2 separate regions of the Homo sapiens genome follow, and region 1 is linked to region 2. A link is a contact called in ENCODE Hi-C or POLR2A ChIA-PET data. All regions are on one chromosome and are shown on one strand. The core of a region is the stretch at or near the end of the contact, and the rest is flanking DNA. Distances in the headings are between cores, read along the strand shown.

The links. A loop is a pair of places that touch in the nucleus more often than their neighbours do. ChIA-PET counts read pairs that join two places held with the same protein, here RNA polymerase II (POLR2A). Pooled maps may share reads with other maps.
Region 1: a map of posterior vena cava shows a loop between it and region 2 (2.1-fold over the local background). The contact joins two enhancer-like sites. A Hi-C loop is called at or near these places in 2 of 168 maps with a recorded cell type or tissue (aorta and posterior vena cava), 1 of 37 single-sample maps with no recorded cell type and 6 of 50 pooled maps. POLR2A ChIA-PET finds 5 or more read pairs at or near these places in 5 of 52 experiments (AG04449, GM12878, MCF 10A and 2 more).

Annotation. Positions count from the first base shown.
Region 1 is chr12:27,176,217-27,182,943 of GRCh38, reverse strand. It overlaps the pseudogene LOC124902904. Among named protein-coding and RNA genes, the nearest start is that of STK38L, 65 kb to the left of the region's middle. RefSeq lists an enhancer at 3,927-3,976. Within about 2 kb of position 3,008, at least 10 of the 41 ENCODE cell types and tissues checked have a DNase peak (open chromatin) inside an H3K27ac peak, as active enhancers do; they include GM12878, where a contact is called at or near this core.
Region 2 is chr12:27,272,055-27,279,214 of GRCh38, reverse strand. The region is part of intron 1 of STK38L (serine/threonine kinase 38 like); the gene reads right to left. Among named protein-coding and RNA genes, the nearest start is that of STK38L, 31 kb to the right of the region's middle. RefSeq lists an enhancer at 1,061-1,110 and a silencer at 6,265-6,559. Within about 2 kb of position 1,279, at least 7 of the 41 ENCODE cell types and tissues checked have a DNase peak (open chromatin) inside an H3K27ac peak, as active enhancers do; they include GM12878, where a contact is called at or near this core.

The DNA.
Region 1 (6,727 bases), core at 1,759-4,258, 98 kb after region 2:
GAGTTTCTAAGCCCTCCTTGGGTCCCCACCCTCCTCCCAGCACTTGGATGTGTTCACCAACCCAGAAGCTCTCCAAACCCCATTGTTTAGGGACTTTTTGTTTTGTTTTTGTTTTGAGATGGAGTCTTGCTCTGTTGCCCAGGCTGGAGTGCAGTGGCTCACTCTCAGCTCACTGCAACCTCCGCCTCCTGGGTTCAAGCGATTCTCTTGCCTCAACCTTCCGAGTAGCTGGGGGTACAGGTGTGCGCCACTACACCCAGCTAATTTTTGTATTTTTAGTAGAGACGGGATTTCACCATGTTGGTTGGCCAGAATGGTCTCGATCTCTTGATCTCGTGATCCACCTGCCTCGGCCTCTCAAAGTGCTGGGATTACAGGCGTGAGCCACCGTGCCCAGCCTGTTTAGGTTTTTTAATGGAGACTTCATTACACAGGCATCATTGATTAAATCATTGGTGATTAGTGAATGAACTCAAACTCCAGCCCCCTTCCCCTCACTGGAGGTTGAGGGGAGTGGGAAGGCTGAAAACTCCAGCCCTCTTATCACATGATTGGCTCCCCTGGCAACCAGCCCCTATCTTGAAGCTATCTAGGGGTCCACCAGGAACCACCTTATTAGCATAAATTTAGGTATGATTGAAAGGAACTTGTAATGAGTAACAAAAGATGCTTTTATCACCCCTATTGCTCAGGAAATTCCGGGAATTTTGGAAGCTATGTCAATAACTGGGAACTGGCGGGGCATGGTGGCTCATGCCTGTAATCCTAGCACTTTGGGAAGCCAAGGTGGGTGGACCAGAATTTCAAGACCGGCCTGGGCAACATGGCAAAACCCATCTCTATAAAAAAATTGTAAAAATTAGCCAGACATGGTGGTCCATGCCTGTGGTCCCTGCTACTCAGGAGGCTGAGTTGGGAGGATCACCTGAGCCTGGGGAAGTTTAAGCTGCAGTGAGCTGTAATGGCACCACTGCATTCCAGCCTGGAGGGTACCTGTCTCCAAACAAAAAATAAACAAACAAACAAACAAACAAAAAGAACTGGAACAAAGACCAAATACATATTTCTTTTTACCACACCATCTTTCTGAGTTTTCCTTTAATAGCCCATGAACATAAACTCCCCACCCTCATAACTGTTTCTTTCTTCAGGGAGAGATACAAAACTTATTTCTTGGGTGAAGATCTCCACTTTAAGCTGCAGATTCACATTACTGTGCCCTTGGCAATATTAACTCATTCATTCATTCAGACAGTCAGTAAATTTTTTTTGAGGCATTGTTTTAGGTACCGTTCTGAGTGCTTCAGGTTTAGCCATGAATCAAAAAGACAAAATCTGTTCTCATGGAGCGTAAATTTAGTGGGGGTAATCCAGTCAGTGAAAAAATGAGTAAACAAAATAATTTCAGGTACTGCTATGAAGAAAATATAACTCAGTGATGTGCTAGAGATTGTCTGGGAGACTACTTTAGATTCCATGCCAAGGGAAGGCTCTCTGGCAGGGGGTCTACAAAGGTAAGCCACCCTTCCCCATCCCATCCTGGTCTGACAAGGAGGGGTTGAGAAAAACAAGCAGAACTTCTCTGTGTAATATGCAAAAAGCATTTTTCAATGCTTGTGGGGATGGGAAATAATCTTAGGGAGATTCTTTTCCTGTGAACTGATTTCTTTTCCTTAGAATGAATCACTATAGTTCAAAATTCCAGAAAAATTATAATCTTACGAGATCTTATAAGAACCCATCTCCAGCTCTTCTTAAATTTTGAATTTTCCTTCAGACATTGTTTCTGTTGTGTAATGCTTCTATCTTATTTCCTTTTTTGCCTTCTCCTCTGATATCCCATTAGAAATAGAGTCATTTACTATTAAGTCTGGTCAACCACATGCATTTTGAAATATTTACTTCCCAATAAAAGTTAGATGAGTAATTTACATCTAAAAAGAGCTTCTACCACTGAATATCTCGGTCATCACTTGTAAACATAACTTATATGACTTTGTTCACTTTTTTTTTTTTTTTGAGACAGGGTCTCGCTCTGTCTCTCATGCTGGAATGCAGTGGTGAGATCTCAGCTCACTGCAACCTCTGCCTCCCAGGTTCAAGTGATTCTCCTGCCTCAGCCTCCCGAATAGCTGGGATTATAAGCATGTGCCACCACGCCCGGCTAATTTTTTTTTTTTGTATTTTTAGTAGAGACAGGGTTTCACCATATTGGCCAGGCTGGTTTCGAACTCCTGATCTCGAGTGCTCTGCCCACGTCGGCCTCCCAAAATGTTGGGTTATGGGTGTGGGCCACTGCACCCAGCCAGTTCACTTTTCTTTTGCATTAATGGGCACCATGATATTTTGAAGAGGGCACAGAGTGGTGAAAGACCACGGGCTTTGGGGTCAGGTCTAGCTTTGAGTCCCTACTCTTCCATTTGCTGACTGAGTGAATGTAATCAAGTTACTTAATCTTTTCTGGATGGAAATCGTAGCTACATTTTAGGGTTATAGAATCAAAGATACTCAATGAAAATTGTCTGGCAAACACTAGGCACTTAATTCACAGAAGTTATTACTATTATTCTAGTCATGTTCAGTAATTGATATAAGCTCTTGGATTCTATATATGGTTTTTCTGACATTTCCACTTTTGCCTTTTAAAATCTGCTATGAATGTACTTGTAAATATAAACCTTGTGTCTTCCAAATGCAAAGGGGAAAAAAACCAATTAAGATTACATTGAATAGAAGTAAGTGTGCTGGAATTAGAGCTATGTGATATTAAACAGATTAATTTCCATGGGCTGTTGATGCAGTCATAAGCCTAAAATAATTTGGCAGAGCTAAACCAGACTAGCAAAAACAGACTTCTGAACTGGCACATAGCACAAAAGGTAGTTCTCCTTATGCCCAAATATAGATGTTGACTCATGCAGGCTGGGTTAAACATCTGAGGAACAAAGTGGTATCACCCAAGGAGGCAGGATGACATCATTCTGCAAATGTTTCTCGTCTGTCTGGTTTTGGGGATTAGACCTTTTTAGCTCCTATTTCTCATAATTTCCATTGGTTGCTCTTAAATACTACCCTCCTTGAGAGATGCAACATCAGCTCCTGCCTATCTTTAAATTTCCTGTGCATTGCAAGTATTATTTTTCCTTGTCTGACATGGTATTTGGTTTCTACCTTACTAATTCTATTGAAAGTGGTCTCAAAGGAGCCACTAAAAATGGTCTAGTTGCTCAACCAAATAGCTTTCTTTTTCGTTTTCCTCTAGATCTGTGTACGGTGTTTGACACTGCTGATCGATTCCTTTTCCTTATCACTCTTTTTCTTTGCTTTCTTATGCTTGTCTCAGGATTCCTTTTTTCAAAAGGCAGTTCTTAGGAGCCTCCTTCATAAATTTCTCTTCCACAACCCGCCACGAGATGTTCTCCAGAGTTACAATTCAAGACCTTTTCCTTGTTCACACACTCTCCCTGCCAGCACATTGCCCTGTGTCCCCACTCTTATGCACCTTCCCCCAAACTCAACCTGTTCAGGTCCCTGAACCTGCCCCAACTAAGAACCTTCAATTTTCTCCATTATTTTCACAATAAAGCCCAGGCAATCTTAGAAGACCGTTAAATGCTTTATAACTGGGTCTTAGCAAATCTTTAGAGCTTCATCCTAACCACTGATGTTCTCTGCTCCTGCTCATGCTGTTTATTTATCTCTCTCCTTTCTGCTTTCCACAAAAATCTTGGAAATCCTCCAAGATCCAATTCAAATGTCACTTCTGCAAAATTTCCCTTAGCACCTTCCTCCCTGCTCCCCTGATGGAATTGGTGCCTTCATCACAGTTCCTATATGATTTTTTTGTTTGTTTGTTTACTAGTGTAGCATTTCCCACATTTTATTACTATCTGGTCTGGACTTATTTGTTTGTTCCCTTAAATGGTGATTTCTTGAGAGAAGTGACATTAACGTCTTTGTCTTATTATTATTCATACTACTCATCACAGTACCTTGTAGATAACTGTGTTCTCAAGAAACTTTTCTTGATTTGAATTTAACTTATTTTTCAAAGATCAGTCTTCTAATCAGGTGCAGTTGCATTGCTACTTAAAAGGAGAGTGAAAGAGAGAGAGAATCTTTGTCATCAGCTCATTGTATCTTAACTGTATTTAGGCTTTCATACCAAAGCTCTTTTCTACTCTCCATACATAATTAAACTGTGGGCAAAAGAAAGGTGTTCCATGCTATGTACAACCAACTCCCTGGTCAGCTAAATTCTAGTGCAGAATCATCGGAAAGAATCGGAATGTCTAACTTACTATATGGGAATAAAGAGTCTACTTAATTAAGTTGGATAAGCTCTTCCACGACATCAGTATATCATTTAGTACATTTCTTCTCCTAGGAGATTAAATAGGGCCTGGATATATGTTATAATAAATGCACACAAGCTCTAATTTTGTTCAGCCAAATAAATGGTTACTTAAAACTAAGCCTGGATAGACTCAATTGTATCATGTAACTAAGCCAGACAGAAAAAAAGCCTTATTCTAGTGGTTGTGAAGTGCACTGTTTTTCTACTTTCAGCCACTCTATTTAGCCAAGATCTACTTCACTAATGATCTTTACTTCACCAATGAACAAAAAGAAGGTTGGAGGTTTTATAAAAGAAGAAATGTTACTTATTGGTTTTTCTGTTTGTTTGTTTTCTGAGACAGGGTCTGAGATAGGAATATTTAGTGCGTTTTTTAAAACTCAGGAGATCATAAAGGCAACAGAAAAAAAAATCTGTTGTGAATGATGAAATCTCTACTGCTTAATAAGCCTGCATACAATTTATAATATATATTTCTATTAAAATAATTGATAGCATACATTGAGCAATAGCATGTATATGTTAAGCACTGGCTCAATACCTTATATGGATTATCTCATTTCCCCACAATAATCCCATGAGGTTGGAACTATTATTATCCCCATTTTATAGATGAGGCAACTGAAGGTCAAGTAACTCCCTAGTGTCACAGAGCTACTAAGCTGTAAACTATGAGTCAAAGTCTGACAATCCATAAGCAATGTGGCTAAGGAAATGTGGCCAGGCAGGTCTTACTCTTTGCTTGTGCATTTTTTTCCAGCCCAGTCTTAAGATTCTTAAATCCTTAAGGACTGATGCTTTGTCAGTTATATCTACAGAAGACTTTTATCTCTTTTTGAAATATAAAAAGAAAAGGGAAAGGGAGAAATGCAAAGCAAGTCAAATTATATGAATGCACAGTTTTCTGCTCAAACTTTGGTTGATAGCTACATGTGGTTAAGTGGAAGCTGTGCTCAAAGTTCTGTAGGTCTTTCACAGAGGGTCTGGCTGCGTCTTAGCAGAAATAAGTCTCCTTTTTCTGGTTCTTCCCTCTGCCTTCCCAGAGGAGCTCTATAACATGGAGCCCAGGGGGCTTGAGTACAGAATTATCAAGCACTGCCATGTAATTATTGTATTTACACAGACATTTCTTTTGTAAGCTGACATTTCTCCTTCTCTTTTTTCCAGTGTCTACCAGAAAAATTCCTCCATATTGTTTTTGAAGAGAATGAGCCAAAACATTAATGACTTATTAACCTATCCTCTTTTTAGCAGAAGTCTTGAAAACAGTACTGAGCCTATTTCCAAGATAGGCTACTTGCAAATATTTCTTTACAGCTGCCAGTTATTATTATTGTGGCATGATCAGTCTGCTCCTGAGAAAGGTGGCTTCCTACATTGTGTCTCCAAGAATAAATGTTACTAACATTAACAATAATCCATCTGAGGGTGTGGGAAAACAGATATCATATATTGCTTGTAGGAGTATCAATCAATTGGTAAAATTTTTCATAGACAGCAATTTAGCAATAGCTATTGACATTACAAATGTACTTATGATCATACTGATGATTCATAAGTGATTCACTGTAGCATTATTTTGTAACAGGAAAAGATTGCAGTCTAAATATCCATTCATAAGGTACCTAAATGCAGACCTAAAAAAGATTGAGAAAGCTCTATGGGTAATACAGAATGACATCTAAACTCTGTGTGGGGGGGGTGTGTGTGGGTGGATGTGTGTGGCTGTTTATATACAGTACTGTGCTGGTAAATATGCAACAACCAGCCCCACAAGTGTAGATTCATAAATGCTGGTAGACAAAAAAGATGAAAATGAAAAAGACATATTTTGGAGCTTCACTGGTACATCAATGACATGCATGATCTCTTTGCTGAATCAGATATTAATTTCAAATACTGGAAGGATAACTCCTCAACTTTTTGTTCAGTTATTCACAATGATAAACTTTGAAGTTTAATTTGTATTATTAACATTTTTATCATCATTTTCTTAAGTCTAGATAATCAACAAAAAATCAATAGATAATCAACAAAACAAAAAATAGATTATCAACAAAACAAAAAATTAAGTCCTGATTTGTATCATTTGCTGAATTCTGTGGTGAAAATACTCCCAAAATAGCCAGTTTCAAGATATCAACATGTCATCATGGAATACAGAGTTGGGAAGAGACACGCATATCTCTATGTGCATCGTTATATAGTATTTCTACCATACGGATACAGCAGATGCAAATAATCTCAAGAGCACAGATAATAGTGAAATGTAGTAAAATGATTTGGAAGTGATTAATTTTTAGTAGTTATTAGCTTTTTATAACTTATTTAACTTATTAAAGTAATAAAGTAAGTTATTTTTAAACAATG
Region 2 (7,160 bases), core at 30-2,529:
ATTTGAAAACATCACTAAGTCGAAAGTGCATTTAATAGTGGCAGCAGAGCAGACATTCCCCAACTTACAATTTTTCCACTTTATGATGGTCCGAAAATGAGGCACATTCAGTAGAAATCATAATGACCTCCTCGATGGTCTTATATCCCAATAAACCCAACCTAAAGTTGAAAATTCATAAGTCAGGGACTGTCTGTATTTTGACATCTATTTGGGCAGGCCCCTACTCTTTTTCCTTTTTTATCCTCCAAATTATTATACTTTTTCATATGAATTCTAGAAATCTACTTGGAAAGTTCAATTTAAATTACTGTTGAGATTTTGATTTGGTCCCTATCATCTTTTGAGAAGAGGAAAAGCATGATTTAAACTATCCAGCCTCAGCTGATTTCAGCTTCAGGGCTGACTTTAGCTACTTTGCCAAGGTATTTCTGTCAGCTAGGGGACAAGTATCCAAACTGAGAGTTAAGGTTTTTAAAGTACTTTTAAAAAATTGCATCCAAGCTTACATTGTTATTGATTATAGAAAACAAAATGAGATATTCAACAAACCTAGTAGATAGTATTTGCAAGACACTTAGGCTTTCAGGGTGACCAAATAAAGACAAACCTGGAAGAAGCCAACTAAGCTAACAGTTTCATCGGCTTTAGGTAAGGCTTTAGGTACTAGCACCTATCAATGTACCAAGCAATATGACAGTAGGAAGAGACCCAAATAGTAGGAGACATGATATGAGCATGCTAAGATCCTATAAAATTGTCGAAAAAAGAGTTAAGACTAACCCATATAAACAATTAGCATATAAACAATTAGCCTGGGTGGACCTTTCTGATACAAGCAGGGCTTTAGAACAGGGGAAGATCAGTGTGGGCTGCAGTGCCCAATAAAAACTAACAGATCAAATAGTTCAGCTCTAGCTTAACTAAATGCCTGGTGGTAATCAAAATTTAGTGACAGCTATTCAGAAGTCTGTGTGAAAAGAAATAGTGATTATGTCAAGTTGGTTTATAAATCAAGGCTGGGCTACACTTACAGCCTTCCAATAAAAGGGCAAAGATCCCATAAGCAAGCATCTCTTAATTGCAGCAGCTACTCTAGATCATATGCCTAAACTGTGGCCAGCACTAGATTAACCCAATGGGAAATCCCCATGCTTTGTGGCTTATAGGTTATTCAAAACCAGAATCTGATCCTACTCTCCTTATACATGACCTGAAAAGTCCCTCCTCCACTGGACTTGCATCCATAAAAACTCCACCCAGTTTCCTGACATCACGGAAATTTACTAGTCCACTTGGAAGACCTAGTATGTAAGCTCATCTATTTGTGGAAAGAGGCAATTCTTTCCAAAATTACTGAGTCAGAAATTTTTACCAGCTCTAGACTTTTTTTTTTAAGGGGAGAAAGTTTTATCTTTTTTTTAAATTTTACTTGAATAAACAGGATAAGCACTATATCCCCTTCCAAGGAGCAAAAAATACTGCTCAAATAGCTGGAAAAATTGGTCAGGAGGAACTGGAGTGGGAATTTGCTTTAAATTTTTAAAATTATATGCAAACTCCATGGTTATTTAATTTTTAAAGAATTATGAGATAAGATATCTCCATGATTTCTTTACTCATTTGTCATTCCAGAAAACATTACTCAGGGTAGACAGCTCTTCCTTCCTCAATTATGTCCTTTGAAATGAACAGAAAACTTACCTTTGAGTTGGTTTTAAGGCGGTTTCACTAAAATCAGGGAGTTAAAGACTATTTAACCCTTTGAGGTTCCTTCGAGTCCTCCTACTGCTGTGTGTGTGTGTGTGTGTGTGTGTGTGTGGTTCCTTCCAGTTCTCCTACTGCTGTGTGTGTGTGTGTTTTTTGAGATGGAGGTCTTGCTCTATTACCCAGGCTGGTCTCAAAGCCCTAGGCTCAAGAGATGCTACCACCTCAGCTTCCCAAAGTGCTTTATACTTTATACTTTTAAAAGTACGAGTAATTACTCGTACTTTAAATTAAATCGAGGAACAAAGCGGGGTGTGAAGTTTTCACACACATGCCTCAGGACTCTATTTCTAATGAGATGATACACTGTAAATCATGAAACACTAATTCACTTCATACTTTATAGCTTTGTATTAAGTGAAATTGGGATAATTTGGTGGGTTATACATATTTAGAAGTGAAGTAAATACTTCAAGAGTTGTGAAGATCAAACGAAAGAGGTAAAATGCTTTATAAAAGGCAAGACACTATTCAATGTAAGGTTATACATGCTTTAAAACAATAAATCGAAATCCAGGATAATGGTCATTTCTGGGAGAGAGGAAAGGGAAGGATTACCAAGGCATCTTCACTCTACCTGCAATGTTCTGTCACTTAAAGAAAATCTGAGGTAACAGGGAGAGACTTGGTAAAGATATGCAGTAGACACATGAATGTTCCTTGTATTTTTCTCCATAACTTTGTGTATGTTTGCAATAATTCATAATATAAACTTCAGTTACTAGTTTATACTGTAATTTTGATAAAATAGAAATGACAAAGATTCCAAGGAATTTTAAAGGTTTCTTATGGATAATTTTTTAAAACTATTTAACCTTATACATAAATACAGTATCTTGCTTTTTACTAACTAGTATCTACTCTCATTCATATAATCACCATTGCTTTTCTTCCTTGCACTTCCACCTTGCACAATTTAAATAACAAAGCACAACTCTCTCCAGGGCATGTGAACAAAGGGATTTCTAGGAGATGGGCTCGGTGGAAGTCGTGGTCCTGGGAACAGCTTCATAGAGAAGGAGAAAGCACAGGGACAGGCTGCCAGATTTCTGCAGTTGTGTCTTCAATGGGCTTCGTTATTTTGTTTCAATTATCATGACTTCCCAAAATACCAGAGAAACTCATATTTAGAAGTTTAAAAACCTATCCTATACATACTAAAATATTTCCAGATTAAATCATACAACATCAAGGATTTACTGCAAAATAATGCGAAGGGGAGTAGGTATGGGTATAGATGAATCAAGATTGGTCATGGTTTGAGAACTGTTTAAGTTGGTGATGTGCACACAGGGAGGTACAGTTTACTCTTTCATTTACTTTTGTGTATACTTAAATTTTTCCATAATGAAGTTTTTTTAAAAAAAATCTCAAAGCTAAAATAAATGACTTAAATATCATTCTATTAAGTCTTGTACACATTTCCATTTGTTAGGCCTATCCATGGCAAGGGGATCAGGGAGCCAGGCCAGGTTAGTCCTGAGGCACTGCTAGTCAGCTTGGTGCTCTTGTCTAAGTTACTCGGTCTCTTTGATTTTGAGTTTATGGATAAGATATCTATGTTCCCTTTAGCCATATCATGATTATTGGATTTATAAAACTGGCTTACAGATGTTGTATAATATAGTAAGAATTGCAAATGTTATAATGGTACACTGTGACCATATGGGAGTATCTTTCATCCCTCATTTATTTATTTATTTGAGAAACATTTAGGGAATGCATACTATGTGCCAGGCAGTGTCACATGTGGGTAGAATTCAAAGTTAAGTGACACAGAATCTCTGCCTTCAAGATGCACTCTAATCAGTCCGGGCGTGGTGGCTCATGCCTGTAATCCCAACAGTTTGGGAGGCCGAGGTGAGCGGATCACCTGAGGTCAGGGGTTCAGGGCCAGCCTGGCCAACATGGTGAAACCCATCTCTACTTAAAATACTAAAAAATTAGCCAGGCGTGGTGGCAGGTGCCTGTAATCCCAGCTACTTGGGAGGCAAGAGAATCACTTGAACTGGGGAAGCAGAGGTTGCAGTGAGCTGAGACCACACCATTGCACTCCAGCCTGGGCAACAAGAATGAAACTCCGTCTCAAAAAAAAAAAAAAAAAAGATGCAGTCTAATCATGGAAGACAGACATATAAACAAACGAACAATAACACAAAGTAAGTATGATAATGGGGTGATGGAGCTGAAAATACCAAAAGGCCTTAGTAGTGTGAGACAGCAAGGAATTGTAAATAATTTTGTATGAAGGGGCGAGAGAAAAAGTGGCAGGAGATGAGGGAGGACAGGAAAGTAGGAACCAGATTGAGAAGGACCATGAATGTGATGCCATGGAATTTGGATGGTACCTTGAAAAGTGGTAAGGAAGCCATTTAAAAGATTTTAAGTCTGAGTATGATGTGGTCCAATTTACAATTTAGATTGTTGGGGCAGGAAGGTGGATTTGGTGGTTGCTGGCAATGTTTGAGGAATGAAGGAAGAGGGGAGGAATGGAAGGGAGGTTTACTGTAATTATTAGATAACTAAAATGGTCTAGCAGGATATGACTGAACTGGGGCAGGGTTAGCGGAGATTACTGAGATACTGTTAGAATGCCTTCTTGGGTTTGGAAGTAGAGAAAAGAAAACATAGTGAGTTATATATGTAATCATTAATGTACAATAAAGGTAACAAGTTCCTTCTTCAAAGTATAAAAGAGACGAGTTTGGAAATGCAAGTTATTTCTCCCTCTGTCTTTCAAGATAACATAAAAACTGCAGCATTGAACAATAGTATGTATTCATCATGAACGGCTTATGTGCTTCAAGCATAGCACCTATAGGTACTGAATAAATGTGGGTTATATGTGAACATGATATATTATTAAACACATGAAATGGACTGGACCTGTTTTCTCTGGTCACTGCCACACAGTACAGATGGTAACTCCCTGCTGGCCAGATTAGTAGTGACGTGATAAAATGCACAAACAAAAAGAATTCTTTTTCAGGTGATTTTTACACCATTCTGTAATCTTTCCCCCCAGATTTGAAAACCATATCAGCAATGATCCTCACCATCATTTCTCAAAATAATGGAGAGGATAGTTAAGTTCTGGTTACTTAAGATTTAGACTACTCCTGACACGTAGACTCCAACAGGACACCCTTTTTTCTTACAAATTACATAGTGTCTTTTATCTGAGCTCCAAAAAGGGCAATTTTTTTTTTTTTTTGACAGAGTCTTGCTCTGTTGCCAGGCTGGAGTGCAGTGGCGCGCTCTTGGCCTCCTGGGTTAAACTGATTCTCCTGCCTCAGCTTCCCGAGTAACTGGGATTACCGGTGTGCACCACTACGCCCAGCTAATTTTTGTATTTTTAGTAGAGATGGGGTTTCACCATGTTGGCCAGGATGGTCTCAATCTCTTGACCTTGTGATCCGCCCACCTCAGCCTCCCAAGGTGCTGGGATTACAGGCGTGAACCACCGCACCCGGCCCAAAAAGGGCATTTCTAAAAGAAGTATCAGAGAGAAGCAATCAGTCAGTCCTCAGTGCCACAAACCACACGTACTTATGTTTCAATTTCTACAAAACAACAGCAATATTGTTTCCTCAAAACATATTATCTTCATTTGAATAAAGATAAAAAGTAAGGCACAGAAAGGTAGATTATCTAGACAATGTCCTGCTGTTAATGACTATTATTCTGAAATTAGAAAATTCTGCCTATCTTTTAACCATTACCTCCTTATACTTCCCAGATTTTCTCAGCAGTGAGGCTATAGTACCAAACGTCAAAACCTAGAAATCTGATCATTCTATTCCATACCCAGAACTTTATTAAATGCTAACACTCTGTTATTGACAATAATAAAAATAAATAATTCATAATTAACTATACATTAATTATGTGGTAGGTAATATGCTTAATACTTTATATACATTATCTCATTTGGTTTTGATCCTCACATTAGCCCTAACGAGTGGTAAATAATGTTACTGCCATTTTGCAACAGAAAAAATGGGCTCAGAGATGTGTATGTTATAAATGTTATAAAACCAAAACAAGCCTGTCAACACTCATTAGCCTAGGACTCTTCCACTATTCAGTACTGCTCTCCCAAGCCATGCGTAGGTGGGCAGGTGTTTGGCAAGCCTTGTCTAGGGTCACACATATAGAAACGGAGGCACCATTCGGCTCCCAGTCCAGGACCCCTCCCATTCTGCCTCCAATACTCCCATTCTTCTCCATAAAATAAATCATAGCCACTTACAGGGATCAATAAAGTAGAAAATCTCCGCCCTTGTTTAAAAGAAAAAAGATAAACATACAAAATAAGGAAGAAAAAAATATCAAACACAAACTGGCTTTGTCAACATAGCATAAAGGTCATGAGGATCTTAAAAAAAAAAAAGAAAAAAATCAGTAAGTATTTCTGACACAATCAAGGCCCCAAAGGAACTAGTTTAGAAAATAATGCATTTCAGCTTTTTAATCTGAGTCCATTTTTGTTTTTCCAGTATTTCTTCATGTGTTTTACAGTCCACATTTAACTGCCAAAGTTTTCAGTACTTATCAGAGACCTGGCAAAAGGTTAAAGAGCATTTTTCTGTTCCCAACCCACACAGAAAACAATGCCTACAATCAATCATCACAGAATCTACTGTCAAGTAGCAGGCAGGTGCAACTTTTCTCTGCTGCACTGTGTGTGTTGGGGGAAAGAGGTTTTGAAAGAAACATTAAAAACAAACCACATTTGGGGGGATAATTTCTTCTAAGTGACTTACATCTTGTAAGATATTTGGCTGTTGACAAGATGATCCCACCCTTGAATACACGGAAGTTGCACCCAGTCTCACAAAGCAGATTCAGTCACCCCAGGCAGAAGTCTGGACTTCCCTCCAAGACAAATATGGAATTCAATCTGTGTGATGCCTTGAATGCAGCTAATTAATTTGCAATCCTTTATTATGACCATATAAAGGAGGGAAAAGAGCTACTTTCCCAGTCCTTCCTTGAGGGGAAATCAAAAGGAAAACAAAGCATAATATTTAAATCGCATGGCAAAGTTCTTAAACTTTTGCACTAATATACACACCCTAGCTAATTCATCAGCATAATACCATACAGCAGATCACCTCAGTACTATCTTTCCTATACATGGTCATTCCAACGCTGTGCTAATTCTACTCAAAACGGAATGGATAAGGAGCTATAATGTCTCATTCTTTTTGCTTAGCCATTTAACCCTACAATTTTTAGAGTAAATGAATTGACCTTAATTCGTTGTATTATTTATATTTACTTACAGCTAAGTAAACAAACCACAGCTGAGTGAAAACTCTATCTAAAAATAGCCAAGAGCCGAAGCAGTAACAGCAACTTAATGAAAGTTGCTTTTTGAACCAATGAGA